Linked DNA regions of Homo sapiens: region 2 is linked to region 1. A link is a loop called in an ENCODE intact Hi-C map of the cell type or tissue named here. Cell type or tissue: gastrocnemius medialis. All regions are shown on one strand.

What was found. Hi-C counts contacts between places; a loop is a spot of excess contacts. Peaks named below come from ENCODE experiments on the same cell type or tissue, not always from the same donor. Only the 100,000 strongest peaks of a DNase experiment are listed, where the experiment ranks them.
Region 2: it touches region 1 in a loop (2.5-fold over the local background); 23 of 110 quality-filtered maps call a loop at or near these places.

The regions. Positions count from the first base shown.
Region 1 is chr21:40,117,310-40,125,309 of GRCh38, reverse strand. DSCAM (DS cell adhesion molecule) reads left to right here. Exons shown (of 33, transcript NM_001389.5): 20 at 982-1,115. Among named protein-coding and RNA genes, the nearest start is that of MIR4760, 91 kb to the left of the region's middle. In gastrocnemius medialis, a CTCF peak has its summit at 4,184 (motif pointing right); no DNase peak of the experiment used is centred here.
Region 2 is chr21:40,044,911-40,052,910 of GRCh38, reverse strand. It overlaps DSCAM (DS cell adhesion molecule), which reads left to right. Exons shown (of 33, transcript NM_001389.5): 30 at 804-953. Among named protein-coding and RNA genes, the nearest start is that of MIR4760, 160 kb to the left of the region's middle. In gastrocnemius medialis, no CTCF peak of the experiment used is centred here; DNase peaks (open chromatin) are centred at 3,461 and 4,768.

The DNA.
Region 1 (8,000 bases):
ACCCGCCCTCACCTCTTCAACCTGGAAAATAAAAGAACAAGAGGAGTGGGACATGCCTTCAATCTCACTCCCAAATCATGCTTAGTATTGCTGCCACCATGTTCTGCCTTCTTAGCTGGTTTACAGAGGAGAGTTTGTCTTACATGGATACTGTGAATCTTTGACCCAATAATCCCTATTCATCAACAATATTTCCATACCTCTCCTGAGCCCAAAGTGGTGCCATTACAAAATGACTAGGGTGAGGGAGGGTGGGGTCTCTGATGGCTGAGGTAGTTCACCCTCATGCTTCTCAAATTCAGGATCCAAAAGGTTCATCCCCAGTACATTCAAAGCCAAAAACTGCAGCAGAAATGAGACTGATCCAGAAGTTAATTCTCCAGTTATCCAGAGGCAGGAAGTTGCCAGGGGCTGAAATGGGTTGGGAAGACTCCCCAGGACAAGAGGGACTAGAACTGACTGTATTAGGTCCTAGAGCTACAAAGGACCACAGACTCCAACATTAGGAATTTATTTGCTGTCTCTGAGTTCTGGAGGCCAGAAGTCCAAAATCAAGGTGTCTGCAGGGCTGGTTCTCTTTAAGAGCTTTGAGACAAGCATCTGTCCTGGGCTTCTCTCCTTGGCTTATAGATGCCCTCTTCTCCCTGTGTCTTCACATCATCTTCCCTCTATACATGTCTGTCTCTGTGTCCAAACTGGCCCTTTTTATAAGGACACCAGAAGTACTGGATTAGGGACCACCCTAACAAACTCATTTTAACTTGATTACCTCTGTAAAGACCCTACCTCCAATTACAGTGTCATTCTGTGGTCCTGGGGGTTAGGACTTCAACATATGCATTTGGGGGGACACAGCGGAACCCATAACGCTCATCCTGAAAGAGCTGAACAGTAAGTGCGGAGTGGGGTCATGTTGGGAAGCGTGGGTCCGCAAGCCCAAGTTGAGGCCCCACCTTGTGACTAAACACACGGCTCTTCCAGTTCCAGGTCCTCCCGCGGGTGTGAAGGCAGCGGCGGCCTCAGCCTCCATGGTCTTTGTGTCCTGGCTTCCCCCTCTCAAGCTGAACGGCATCATCCGAAAGTACACTGTATTCTGCTCCCACCCCTATCCCACAGTAAGTTGGTAAATAACCAAGTGCCTTTCAAGCGTCTGCCAGGGACGAGCTGCAGGTGCTCGCACTGGACAGTTTCGTTCCTTTGTTTCCCACCTACCTGGGTCTTTCCAGTGGTTTTGTTTTGCCCCTGCTGTCTCCACATACAAAACAAAGTCCTCATTTACACCTCATTTGAAAATACGCTCCTGAATCATGACAAGGGGGACAATTGTCTGGAATTATTGTTTATTTGGTGAGTTCCCACTAAACTGCCAGCAGCCTGATCAAAATCAAAACCCAGAGGCCTTGATTGTGCCTTAATTGATAGTCAGTGGACAACACCTATTGATTTTACTGTTGGACTCATCATGATAAGCACTTCACGCCTTCCCTCCCTCCCTTCTCCCTCCCTCCCTCCTTCCCTCCCTCCTTCCTTCCCTCCCACCCTATCCCTCCCTTCTTTCCCTCCTCCATCTCTCACAGGGAAAAGAATAGCAGGCAAAACCCTATTGTGCTAGAAATGAGGGACTTTAATGAAGATCTATTACCCTTACAGTTACAGCAGTCAGCCTGGTTCATTGTGAAGGAACTAAAAGTTATTTACTATTTCAAAGTGTGGTTTTTGTTATCGTTCATATTATTCCTGCTGAATAATCATTATAAAGTTAGACTGCTTCTGAGACCACACCAAAACATATCAAAAAGGGAAATTTTAAAGAAAAGAAAACATTAAAATGACCCACCAAAATTGACGATGTCTTCATGGAAACATTATGACATTTTCTGCAGCAGGTGCCATGTCTCTTCCATCTTTGTATCTCCAGCTCCCAGCATAGAACTTGACACATGTAGTCATTCACTAAGCGTTTGTTGAGTGAATATACACACTGGTTTTGTTTCCTTTCTGGTAAAATACACATAACGTAAAACTTACCCTCTTGACCACTTTGATTATTGAGTTCATCAGTATTACATACCTTCACGTTGTTGTGAAGCCATCACCACCATCCATCTCCAGAACTCTACAAAACCGAAACTCTGTCCCCATTAAACACGAATTCCCTATCCTCCCTCCCACCAGCCCATGGCACCCACCATTCTACTTTCTGTCTCTGGATTTGACTCCTCTAGGGACCTCATGCATGTGGAATGATATAGCATTTGTCATTTAGTGACCAGCTCGTTTCACTTGACATGATATCCTCAAGGTTCATCCATGTTGTAGCATGCGATGGAATCTCCTTCCTTGTTAGGGCTGAAAAATATTCCCAAACAAATTTATGGATTAATCTTTTAATCAAGGTGATATGTTTGCCCAAGCTCAGAGTCCACAGGTGCCCCTGAGGCCTGGTGTACCCCAACAGTGAGTGTGTGAGAGTGTGTGGGCTTGCTTGGCCCATGAAGTTCCGTCTGTTGCTGAAAAAGCAAGGTGTGTTCTCTACTGCTTATGCATTCATGGCAGTACTCTGCCCTTGAAGTCAATATGTAAACGTAAATAGTCAGAGTTAGACTCCACAACATTTTTCTGGGCTTCTTATGTGGTTTTCAATATGCTGTTAATCCTCACTTACTGAATCCTACTATCAAAGCCCAGAGATGGAGAGCAGCGTAGACACTGAAAAAAAGCTGAGCCATTGTGCCCTCAATGCCCAGGGTGGCTTCTGCTTTTCTGCTTATCACTGACATGTCCCGTATTCACCAAAGAGAGACAAAAATTATTGCTGAAATAAAGTATACTCATTTTCCACTAGAACTTGAATTGCATCTGTATTAGTATTCACTCATTCATTCATTGATCTCTTTGCTATGGGATTCACGGTTGCTCTTTTGACTCTAACAGGCTAGAAAGCACCTAGCAGGGTATAGAAAGACCAGCAGCTTCCTCTCGTTTTGTCTTCTCAATCATCTTATCTTTATCTCTGCACTAAAAATCCCTACCTGGCTTACTTGAAATGAGTCCTTAGTGACTGATGCTTACTGAGAAAGCCCCTATTTGTGGATGATACAGGCTGTATTTGGCTCTGTCCTCCTGGCCTAAGAATTACATACAATAGAAAAGGAAGAAAAAACATCCTATCCTGAAAACAAAGTCACACAGGTGTTGTTAGATGGGGTAGAAACGCATTTCCCCAGGATTTCTCCTGTCTCTTCACCCACAGAACAATGGGATTTGACCTGCCCAGGATCTTAACAACACACTCTCAAAAGGGACAGTAATGAGGGCCAGCAAGGCACGGTGGCTCACGCCTGTAATCCCAGCACTTTGGGAAGCCAAGGCAGGAGGATCACTTGAGGCCAGGAGTTTGAGACCAGCCTGGCCAACGTATGAAACTCCGCCTCTACAAAAAATACAAAAATTAGCCAGGTGTGGTGGTACATGCCTGTAATCTCAGGTACTTGGGAGGAGCTGAGGCAGGAGAAACTCTTGAACCTGGGAGGTGGAGGTTGCCGTGAGCCAAAATGTCACCACTGCACTCCAGCCTGGGCAACAGAGCAAGACTCTGTCTCAAAAAAAAAAAAAAAAAAAAAAAAAAGACAGTAATGAGAGCAAACCCACCAGAAAAAGGTGGGAAATAACAGCTGAGATTTTTATCAGGGTATCTCTGTGTTGCCTTTTGACCATATTAAAAAGACTAGAGACATAGAAATATGATGGGCAGGTGCCTGTGTTCTTCCAGGAGATAATACCTAGAAAGTGTTACAAGGAGGTCCCAGAACCCCAGAGCATCTTAATTGAAGTGAAGTGAACTAAAAACAGTTCCCTCTCCATATCCACCTTCCTGTCTATCTATCTCAACCATCATTTAAGAGCACGAGACCTATTTTTTACATCAAATAGTATCAGTGAGAGTCAAGCTCAGAGACAATTATTTCTCTTCAGAGGTGAATACTTGTAAATAGTATCCATTATTCTGTTTTAAATATGAAATGATCAAGAAACTTTAAAGTACAGGAAAGAGGGTGTTTTTTTGTTTTGTTTTGTTTTCATCAGTTTCTGCAATTTGACTTTCAGTCGGTAAACTAGATGCTGTCAAGTTTTCCAAGGCATTTGCATTTCTGGCTATGTGTGCGAATGACCACCAGAGGACAGTATGAGCTCTAGATATTTTCCTTGCTCATAAATCTGAATTTTTTTTTCTTTGAAATGATTTCATAGTTAAATGTAGAACATAGGGGGATAAATCAGGACACAATATGCCTTGTAATTTGGTCCCTTTTATAAGAGTCCCTCAGCTAACCTCCTCGCTGATGTCATTTTCTCTCAAGATCCCAAATTCATCTCCCCTTCTTGGGAAAGAACCCTGTTAAAATAGACAAGCTTTTTTCTCTAATATGTGACATATAATGTCTGCTGATAGGCATTTATTTCATGGTGCTCTCTCAGTTTAGCTTAGAAAAAGACATTAGAATTTGAAACTTGCATGTGGCCAGATGACAAGTTAGGGTAACTGAGAATGAATCTACAAACAGGTTGTCTAAAGATGATGTGGACTGAACATGAACTTTCCCTCGGGGGTCCAACAGTGCAATGAGATATTAAACTCCCCAATCAGAGATTCAAACTGCAAAATCTCAAAAGTCATTTGATTCAGAGCCTCATCCACATAATTTGTGGATTCTGGCTATTAATTTTAATATATAGTGGTTTGAATGATCAAACAATCTATTATAAGCAATGAAAATCCAAAGACGTGAGATAACCCTTTTAAGGTCCCAGGAAGAAAACAGCCAAGCTTCATTTCCTCCCCAACGCTCCCGTCTACATAAAAGCAGTCTGAAAAACTTTCACAAACAGACTGCTTTTACTATATACACATTAAATAAGCATTATGATATAGACATTGTCTGTTTCACAATGCTAATCTCATTTGCGGAGCTTAGAAATGTAAAATTAGGAAGCACAGACTTCTCATTAATGAAAACTAAAAATCAGAAGGCATAAAATATCTCTGAGCTGTGATTCACATTGGTTATTCCAGCTTCAGATGATAATGTTATTCAGTTCCTGTACATAGTAGGTGCTCAATAAATGTTGCTGAGTTAATCAGTGAGAATACACCACTACTCTTCTTACCCAGAAGACCTGGGCAATTAAGTTCTCCACATTGTAGCCCATAACTTAGAATTAAACAAGTCTTCTGGGAGGCAAAGTAACTCACCAGGTCCAGACAGCTTCCCACCCCAGGCAACAGGTGTGTGTTTGCCTCCCAATCAGCCACAGACTGCATCAAATAAAGCCATAGTCAGGCTGAGAGCGAAAGGGGACTTCCGAGAACCAGAAATGTGCAGGAATCTCAAGGAGTGGAAAAGTGGTATAACGTGGAATCTGGAAAGCAGCATCTAACGTGCTCATCTGTATCTACAATGATACTCATCGCTGTGTTCATTCTTCCTCTCTCACACGGAACACGGACCTCCTGGCTGTATTAAAACGTCGTTCCTCCCTCCCAGTACCCTCCCTATTTCATGTCACTGTAGCATATAGTGACGCTACTAGATAGCAATTTGCTTTTAAAATCCTCCTTCTCTTAGCTTCCATTATCATGTTTTTTATTCTTTGTTGCTTCTTGTCCCTCTGCTTCCCACCCTTAAATGTAGGCATTTCCCAATATTCTTCCTTTATCTCTTAATATTCTTCACTATCTCTGTGGATCATTGAATCTGTTCTTATAATGTAACTATCATCTGAAATTAAAGAGTTCGCATTTTTTATCTCTATCCTGACAATCTTAGAGAACCGTCAGTCCTATATTTCCAGCTTACCACCATCTGCGTACTCAGGAAGACCTCTCCAGTACTTCGCATTCAATGTGCCCACAAACACATTTATACTTGTGTCTCCCTCTTTTCCTGTGTTCTGATTTAGCTTACGATCTAACAAAATCTGCTGCCTTCTGACCAGAAGCCTTCAAGCTACCTATAGTTCCTCTCCTAATCATTTATTCATTTTTACCACAAATAAACATAGAGCACTACTCTTACACCAAGCTCTGAGCCAGGTTCTGAATCACATCAATCAAGAGATGCTGAGTTAGGGGGCATCACAAACAGGCCTGAAACCTCAGTGATTTACAACAACCATACAACAACCAATGGTTTTATTTTTCTTTCACGATCATGCTCATTGTGAGTATGTGGTAGTACATGCCATGCTATCTTCACTCCAGGAAGGACCCAGGCAGGTTTCATGACAAAGAGAAAGAAATCTCTGAGGCGCTGACATAGGCAGGTAAACGCTCCAAGCACAAATCACGAGCCAGAATCTGTCATAAGATTCTGGTCCATGTCTTAACCACAAAGGGACCATGACGTACGCTCCAAACCCATACCCAGAAGTTCCAGGGAAGGCAGGAAACACTAGACAATGTCACCCTTCTGTGTGATGTGACAGAGGACACAGCAATGATGTGCACAGCACAGTGCAGGAGCGCGGACTGGGTGTCACTCAAACATACGGCCAGAGATGGTTGCTTGGAACACATAGCTAGCCCTGGCTTGCAGGAAGAGAAGAATTTTACCTGATGAATCAGAGGCAGGAAAGGGTAATATGATCAGAGGAAATAAATGAGCAAAGTGACATCATGTCACAAGAGCTCTCTGCAATGTCTTTTTTGTTGTTTGTTTGTTTTGAGACGGAGTTTCACTCTGTCGCCAGGCTATAGTGCAGTGGCGCAATCTCGGCTCACTGCAACCTCCACCTCCCAGGTTCAAACGATTCTCCTGCCTCAGCCTCCTGAGTAGCTGGGATTACAGGCACCCGCCACCCCACCAGGCTAATTTCTGTGGTTTTAGTGGAGATGGGGTTTTCACCATGTTGGCCAGGCTGCTCTCAAACTTCTGACCTCAAGTGATCGGCCTGCCTCGGCCTCCCAATGCAATGTCTTCTTAATCTCCTTCCTTTCACACCCAATGCCATTGCCTTGCTTCAGGTCCTCCCCTGGAGAATCAAAACCAAGTCAGAAGCCTTCCCACTGCCAGGCTCAACTCCCAGTCTGTTGTCCACATCCCTGTCACAATTCCTTTTTCCAATTCTGAATCTGAGCATGTTATTTCCTAGTGCAAATTTATTGGATGACTTCGCAGTTTTTACCTAAAGACATTCAAAATTCTCAATATGACCTAGATAGATTTCCACAATCCAGCTGCATCTCCTGTCTAGTTTCATATTCTAAAAACCTTCTTCCATCCAATATCTAAGTAATACCATGTCTCATATGTGTCTGCATTTGTGCACGTGTGTGTATGTGTGTGTGTGTGTGTGTGTGTACACGTATTGGGTTTTTCTTACCTTTTCCATTCCATCCTCTTTGGTAAAAATGTTTATTGTTTAAAGCTCAACTTAAATGCTGTATTTTTATTTCACCACTTTTTATCACTGGCTACACATTAGGCACCGAGTGCCAAAAGCTTTATACCTATGGTTTTTGAACTTGCCCTATGGTGACCCACGATAGAAAATATAAGTTATAATCACGCCACGAAAGTACTCGCACACCACAAACTTACATTTACTACACGTGATGCCCTCCGATATTTTCTGTTCCATTTGACTTTTTTTCTATTCTATTTCATTTTGTTTTTAAAGTGATTGTCATGTTCCATTAAATTCCTCCTATGACTCACATTTTTAAAAATACTGTTTTGCATCAGTTAATTCTGGTGACTACCTTACGCAGGAGGTGTTATGATTGTTATCTTCACTCAGTGATACTGAAATGAAGACTCTGCAATCTGGCCAGGGTCACGCAGGTTAGCAAAGGAAGATGGGATCTGCAACCCACAGCGGGCTGAGCTCTTTGTCCTCATGCTTACCTGCCTTCCCTGGGATCCCAGTTCCATCCTGCCCCAGTACTCCCAGCACTGACTTTCAACCTCACTTTGACATAACCACAATCTCTTGCGTTA
Region 2 (8,000 bases), 72 kb after region 1:
ATGAGAATCCTGGCCCACCAAATAATGACCCAGCTCAAACAGCAGCTCCTGCTCCAAGCACTAAGATGCCCAGAACCCATCCAAACCCAGGCTCCTGCCTCGCTCACCTTCAAGTGCCCACGGCAGTAGGACTTGGGAAGTCTGACAAGTGAATCATGTAGGAGAAGTCAGTTAATGGATGTTCTAGAGTGCTTAAAGCTTACAGGAGGTGGGAAGAAAAGGAACATACCTTGAGTCCTTTAAAATAGAGCAATCAATAAGCTCTGAAGACTGGCATGTTTTCTTCTCTTTTATTTCCCCTCCAAACATTAGCCAAGTTCAGAATGAGAGCAAACCTCAGTAGAGAGAACTGTAGTGGCGATTTTCTAGTCCTGCAAACAGAGCTTCCCAGCAGCCAAAGGGACCTGTCTTCATTGACAGCCTCATCACTGGTGAGGGGGCTGGCATCGCAGATGATGTCTCAGAGAAGCTTTTGACAAACACATAAATCCAGAGTTCAAATCAATGTTAGCTTAATGAAAAGCCAAGCCCAAAGAGAAAAGAGAGCTCCTTCTCTGCATAGTCATGGTTCTTCTTAGCTCATTGCTCCCAAAGCCAACCCCTAGGAAGAAGCTTCTATTCCTAGCACTCTAGAGTAATGCTAATTCAGTGCTTGAATTTTCAATCATTTTTGTCACTTTAGATGGGGCTATTATTGTGGTTGTCATTAACAATAACACAAGTGCCTCAGGAGAGAAAAGGCCAGGGAGTGGTTGGAAGGGAGATAAACGTGTTTGGCTTTCTGTGTTCCTGCCATCCTGTAGATGATCGCTCCACGGTTCTGTTGACGGATGCTGACTTTGGAGAGGCAGCTAAGCAGAAGTCCCTGACGGTCACTCACACGGTCCATTACCAATCGGTGTCTCAGGCCACTGGGCCCTTAGTGGATGTTTCAGACGCTCGGCCGGGAACGAGTGAGTGGTCAACAATGCTTAAAATGTGTGGGTGTTAACAATGCTGAAAACATAGTAATGTTCTTTCTCTCTCAAATGAAAATGTGTGGCTTTTCATACCTATGCCTGAGAAACAAATGGGTATAATAACATCCCTAATTGGGATAATGAGCTGTTATTGATGGATCTTGGCTATTATTATGTCAGTTGAATTACTGTTAGTATTGGTTACTATAAAAAGTGCTAGAAATTTCAGGTACATGTATTTATTTTTTTAATTTAAGCAACACAGAAAAGGAAAAAAGTAATCTACTTTAGTGTGTATCTGCTGTATGCCAGTATTGGGATAGAACGATGATGTCATGCACGTTATCTTTGCAACAATCCTGTAAGATACCTACTCGTGAAGCAGGTATCATAGCCTCTATTCTGCAGATGAGAAAACTGCAGCCTCAGATAAATTATGCAAACAGTATAAAGTTGCACACATAAGTAGTAAAACCAAGATTCAGAAACAGACCCATCTATCCCCAAAGCTTATGCTTTTGCCCCTGAACACACTGTTTGAGAAAAATTATAATTCTAGTTAATGTGAAGATTATGTTGGATTTTGTTATTAATATTTGCATCCATAATATATGGAAATTAATTACTGCAATGAAGGTGAATCCCCTAATATGTATCTAGAGCTTATTAATTAGATACTCTTATTTCTTCATAATTGGAATCGTTCCTAAATCTCTTTAAAGACTGAGAAATTGATGTCCTGATTATTATCATTTTGGAAACTTTGACGTCTAGCTTTCAAATCTCTAATCAATTTCTTTGCAAAAATTTACATTCTTAGAATAGTGTGTTATTATTAGAAAAATAACTATTATAATGTTAAAAGCTATTCTTCATAAATCCTAGCTTGGGAAGCATTTGCGAAATGCAGTGAGCTTTATGAAGTAAACCCATTGCCTACGAAATAACATTGTAATATACAGAAAACAGTTTCAGCAGGCATTGAAATTCATTTAAAAAATGTTTTCAAGAATATTCTACATTCTAAAGAAGTCTTTTACCTCTTCCTTTTGTCTAATCTTCTTACCGCCTTTCTTCTTTGATCACATTAATACATTCTGAAGACATAAACGGGATATGAGTGGGAATTAGCTTTGCAAAGGGGTGTGTGCCAGAGCCTTGCTCTTAAAAAATGATCCAGACTGGGCGCAGTGGCTCAATCCCAGCACTTTGGGAGGCCGAGGCGGTCGGATCACGAGGTCAGGAGATTGAGACCATCCTGGCTAACATGGTGAAACCTCGTCTCTACTAAAAATAAGAAAAATTAGCCGGCCTGGTGGCGGGCACCTGTAGTCCCAGCTACTCAGAAGGCCGAGGCAGGAGAATGGCGTGAACCTGGGAGGCAGAGCTTGCAGTGAGCTGAGATCACGCCACTGCACTCCAGCCTGGACGACAGAGCGAGACTCTGTCTCCAAAAAAAAAAAAGATTCAAGGGCTTTGACATCTCTTCAGCCGTTGGCTTCTCCCTTGTGAACTGCCTGGTGTGGCTTGCTGCTACTCCAAGACACTGCTCCAATGGGTTTAAGAGCCACTTTTTTGCTGCTAAATCAGAAAAAGTTACAGATATTGAAAGGATTAGATTTTTAGAGTGATGCAGCATTGGCTTCAGCATTCTGTTGGAAACGGTGGCAGAAGAGCAGGCAAAAGAGACAACAGAGCAGATGCCCTGGGTCTCGTTCTCCACCTTTACATGCATCAGAATCACCTGGTGCCTATTTAAATATCAATTCCAGGCCTCCACCCAGAGATTCTGGCCTAGGAATCCGCATGGTAACAGACACCCTGGGTGATTCTGATGCTGGCCGTTTGGACCCCACATTGAGAAACACTGCCCCAAGGGTTAGAAATGTTTCCTGCATGTAACGCAGCAGGGCAGGACCCCTCCGGCACATCAGTTCTTCCTGCCAGGTAAAAAGCAACATGCATTTCTGCTTCCCTGTCAATGGTCAGCTAGCAGCCGAGAATGCATAAAGCTAGTCATAAATAGTTAAGACAGGAGAAGCAGCAGCCCAAAACAAAAGCACTGGCAACCTTCCAGCTTCATGGTCAGCCCCAGAATAATGGGGAAGTTGATTTGTTGGCATGTAAAATATCAACAGAGACATGAACCGGAGTCACAGCAGATACTGTAAACCAGTGGTCAGCGAGTGCCAGGCAGGACGCACATGGGAGGGACGTGTGTGTATCTCATGGCTATAAAGTTGGAAGCAGGGCTGGGAATGTTAATGCGTTCATTCAGCACTCAAAAGTATTTATTCAGGTTTCACTTTACGTATATGGCTCAGTGCTGTATGATGGAGATACACCATGAGTAAGATGCAAAAAGACATTCATTTCATCCTAGTCAGGGGGCAGACATTAGACATGGAACTAAAGTAGTTTTCATTTCTCAGTAAGTCCTAGACAGAAAGAGAATGAAGCCATGGTGAGTCAGCGGGCGTGTGGAGCAGTGGGAGGGGCTCTCTTGGGTCCAAGTCATTCAGGAGGACTTCCAGTGAGGGGAAGACATGAAACAAGATCAGAGTCACAGCAGGAGCAGAGGGGGCAGCAGGGAAAAGCTCCCAAGGTTCCCCGCATGATGAGGATGGAAGTGGCACTGGAGCACAGTGAAAGGCAGGGAAAAGGTGAGACAGAGAAACAGCTGTCCTCATCTTTCAGGGTCCCCTAAGCCAGTGCCTGGCAGGTGCATTTCATTCTGAGAGTGCTGAGATGCTGTCCCTGGGGCTTAGCCTGATGATCACAGGGAAACACTATAGCTTATAGAACAATGTTTCTGTCCTTTGTGCTGAATTTCACTAAATGATGTTTACCAACATCAAGCAAATCTACTCAAATGCATGCATCAGTCTCTGGTTCCCCCCTCACTCTCCAAATTGAGCGTATTAATTTAGCATTTGCAGAACCCTCTGTATTAGTAAAAGATCTGCTGGATCATTTTTTTCATTAAATCTTCCTCAAAAACCACAGTGTGAGGGACTGACAACACTCCGTGTTTTATTTAGAGTTAGAAATGGTAGGTGACTGGCCCCACAGTGGGTTCAAGAGTCTGAAACCCATGAACTTTCTGAAGCACAGTCCCCCACTAGCTTCTTGCACCAGAGCTTCTCACCTCTGCCCAGGTGTTTATACCTCTGTGAATTCCATGGAGCCGGTTCTTCTCACCACAGTTTGGCATACTTGCAGAGAATCATTTGTATTCTCTATTTTCTCAGCTAGAGAACACATCGTGATTCTATTTTGTATGTTAGGACTGTGTTGTCATTGCAAGAATTCTTTATTTTTAAGAAAAGCATCTAAAACATGTTGCTTGCATACCAGAATGACTGCATTGTAGAAGTTATGTTTCTAGGCATTTTATTAGTTTGCCAGAGGGTTGCAACAGATTCTTATGAGGATGGAAGAAATCATAACAATTTGCTATTTATCTCTGTCAGTAGTGAAAACACATCCCTTGGCTGGTTCTGCTGCACTGATTACTTCTCTGTCTTTCCTGTGGATTATAATACACTGGAAAACTAGGACTCTATCCATGTCCTCATCCCCATACCAGCCACAGTGTCTGACACAGGCATGTAGTGGATAAATACCAATCAGCCATCAAGTTCTGAGATCAGAACAATGGGAATGGAAAAGAAAAGACATTGAGTCATGTTTGCTGCATAGGAATCATGGGCACGGCCAGCTGTGCCTGTGCCATGTGCCCGGAGCACTTGGGCACATTAATCTCATTTAAACTTCAGGACAGCTCTTAACGTGGGTGATGACATCACCTAGTCTCAGAGACTAGGGGATTAGTCAGGTCTGTCTGACAAGGTCACTTGGCCAGCGACACAGCCAGGGAGTAGTGAATATGAACTTCCAGCCCAGGCAGCCTAATTCCAAAGCTCTCACTCTCAGTCATTCTACATGGCCTTTAGGTAGAGATACTACATATAGAATATGTAGAGACTAAAGAATAGACTTCACATGTACGCACATTCAATGACAAGAGCTTACAACATGGACTTGAATCTTTATTGCTGAGACTTTGAAAGAAAAAATGCCCTCTGTTACCCAGGATGGGACTAGCAGTGGCCCTGAGGGAAATACCTGGGGTGGGTGAGGTGCATCCAGTGGTCCAGGATGTAATAAGTGCTAGATAAATATTTTTTAGTTACATGAGGGAGTGTTCAGATCTCCCAGTTTCATCCTCTCTCTGAGACAACTAGTAAATTCGTTATGTAAAGCTGGACCTCCACAACTGCAAGATATGGAAACCAATGGCACAGATGAAAGCAGATTAATACCATGATCACAGTACGCATGACATGTTCTGTAACCTATTATATTATCTACAAAATCCTCTCTCATCCCAAACTCAGGATAATTAAAATAATCTGATTCAATGGGCAGAAGCTTAATTAGGGTTCAAACCCCATGTTGAAAGGCCATGAGCTATTTATATCCTGTGCCCTCCAACTCATGGGCTGCTGAGCAGGCATGAAGCTTAATCACCGAGTTTTATTTATATTAGAATGCTGGGAGCCTAACAAAATACTTTCCATGAAGGAGCAGTAAATCCCAGCGTTTATTTGCTCAGTAGATGAGCTAGTAAGTTACACAAAAAAGGCTTCCTGTGGAATCCAAGTAAAAATTATATTTTAGCTGCTATCTTAGTCATTATCATACAGCAGAGTTCAGTTCAGGTACAAAACAATGGCTCCAAAAACCAAATTATTAAAAAATAAATGTGTCAAATACCCCAGTATTCTACATACTGAGGCAATTTTGACCCTAGGATGCCTGCCTAGCGCAGTACAGAACTGAGGGCTGTGGTTTAAGGAAACTAATATCATGACCTAAATTTTCAACATTATCAGGCCACCAGTAAAACTGTCCTCATCTAGAAAAAAAGAGATTATGAACAAAATTAACTTGAAAAGAGACCAGGCTTTGAATCAAGGCTGCATGTGCGACTTTCCCATGGAATTTTCCAAGTAGGGTGATCTCAATGAGGAAAGGGGCTATGACAGTGAAGATCTTTGCCCCACCATTGGAGAGTGAGCTCAAGCAGAAGAAATGAGGGTCAAGGTTTGGGGGATTGGAGGAAATGACTGTATCCTTGAAGTGGGACTAGCAAACTATACCCCCCAACCACCCCCCAACTTCCATGCCAGAAGTAAACCTGCTCAGAATGAGCTACAACAGTTGTAGTTGCAAGAAACTTAAAGAAGAATAAAAATGAGAATTTTCAAAACTTATGTAAGGGACTGGGTAATTTTCTGGAAAAGACTCATTAGCATTTAAATAACAAGCTTCACTTATTTAAGCTCCACTTATCAAGTCGATAGTGCCTGGAAGACATTTAGCCTCTTCCCCATCATAATGTTTTTCTGTCTTTTTGAGGGCCTCTTTCCTAGCATTTCGGTGAAGAAACCCAATTATCATTCATACCTGGTTGTGTAGAGCTCCAACATAACTCATTTACATTCTCATCAAGGACAAAAAAAATCTAATGAAGTCTTCCGTGGAATTGTGCAAGTAAGGGATGAAATGTGTCTTAAAATCAATGCCCCAGAGAATATTTACCAAGATTGAGTATTCTGATGATTTAGGAGATCTTAAAATCTATCTCTTTGGCTGCCATCTTAACGCACCTCTCCAGCGACACAGAATGATAGATTAGATTCAAAGTCGAATTAACTAGAAACTTGCAGTGAGGAAATCTCCCGTTTAAAAACAAAGTCATTGCACCTTCCCAGTGTTAGCCTTTCACATTCCAACATGGAATTATAAGCAAGCCAAGGTCATGTAGACACAGCACTAGGAAACTTAGACACTCAGGATTTGGCCATATGTGGTCAAGTAACAGGCGTTATCTGAACTGAAAAGGCAGAAGGTTTGGGTTATAGTTTTATCACGTAACAGCTATGTCACTTCTCTCTGAGCTTCCATTGCCTTCATAAAGTGACCCTAGGTCTATGAATTCCTTCAGAAAACTCTGTATGTCAGGGATTATTGTAGGCTCTATGAATGGATCCACAGAGGGATACCATTGCCCCTGCCCTGGAGACACTGCCAGGCTCATGAAAGCACATAAATAAATCGGTGCAATAACATTACAGGCCGGCCCTGTCAGTTTTGCTCCTTTGAAACTTCGTGAGAGCCCAACAGTGAATACAGTCTGCTGGGTTTAGAAGTGGCCAGACCATACTGAAATATAACTGTATCAAACTGCTCTTTGAGAAGCAGAGAATTCAAAGGTAGAAAAGACCCATCTAGGACCTTAAGCTGTCTCCAGGCTGGAGCCCCAGAAAAATCATTCCAGGTAACTGAACCTCTCTCATTTTCCACAGAATTCCAGAAGAGGCGATGTTGTAGCCCATTCTGGTACCTGACAGTCTCTGCTGGTGGAACATCCTTCTTCTTACCTCACCAAAGGGTTGAGCTAAGAACTCCGTCCACCCCATAGACTTGCTGCCTTTGGTTCCAGATTTAGAGAAAATGAAACCCATCTGGCACCAGCTTAACCCTTTGTTCTCCATATTAAATAACCCAAGTTGTCTCTGTTAAAGTTAGGACAATTCTATTGAAGAGATGTGCTATCATAGGCAAGGCCTTAAGGAGAGTTGGGACATAAAAATATGGTCCCTCTGCTTTAGGAGCTTTCAACTTAATGAATAAAACAGTCATCATTAAAACAATGAGTAGTAATATGAGAAACAAAAATACAGGCAACATCTGTATTAATTTCCTAGAGCTGTTTTAACGTAGTACCACCAAATGGGTGGCTTCACAGCACAGAAATGTATTTGCTTGCAGCTGTAGCACTCCAGTCTCCACCTGCATCATCCCATGGCCCTCTCCCCTCCTGTGTCTGTGTCCTCTTCTTAAAAGGACACCAGTCACAGTGGATTAAGGGCCAACCCTATTCCAATATGACCTTGTCTTAGCTAATTTCATCTGTGATGACCTTATTTCCAAACCAGATCACACATTCTGAGGTCCTGGGGGTTAGGACAT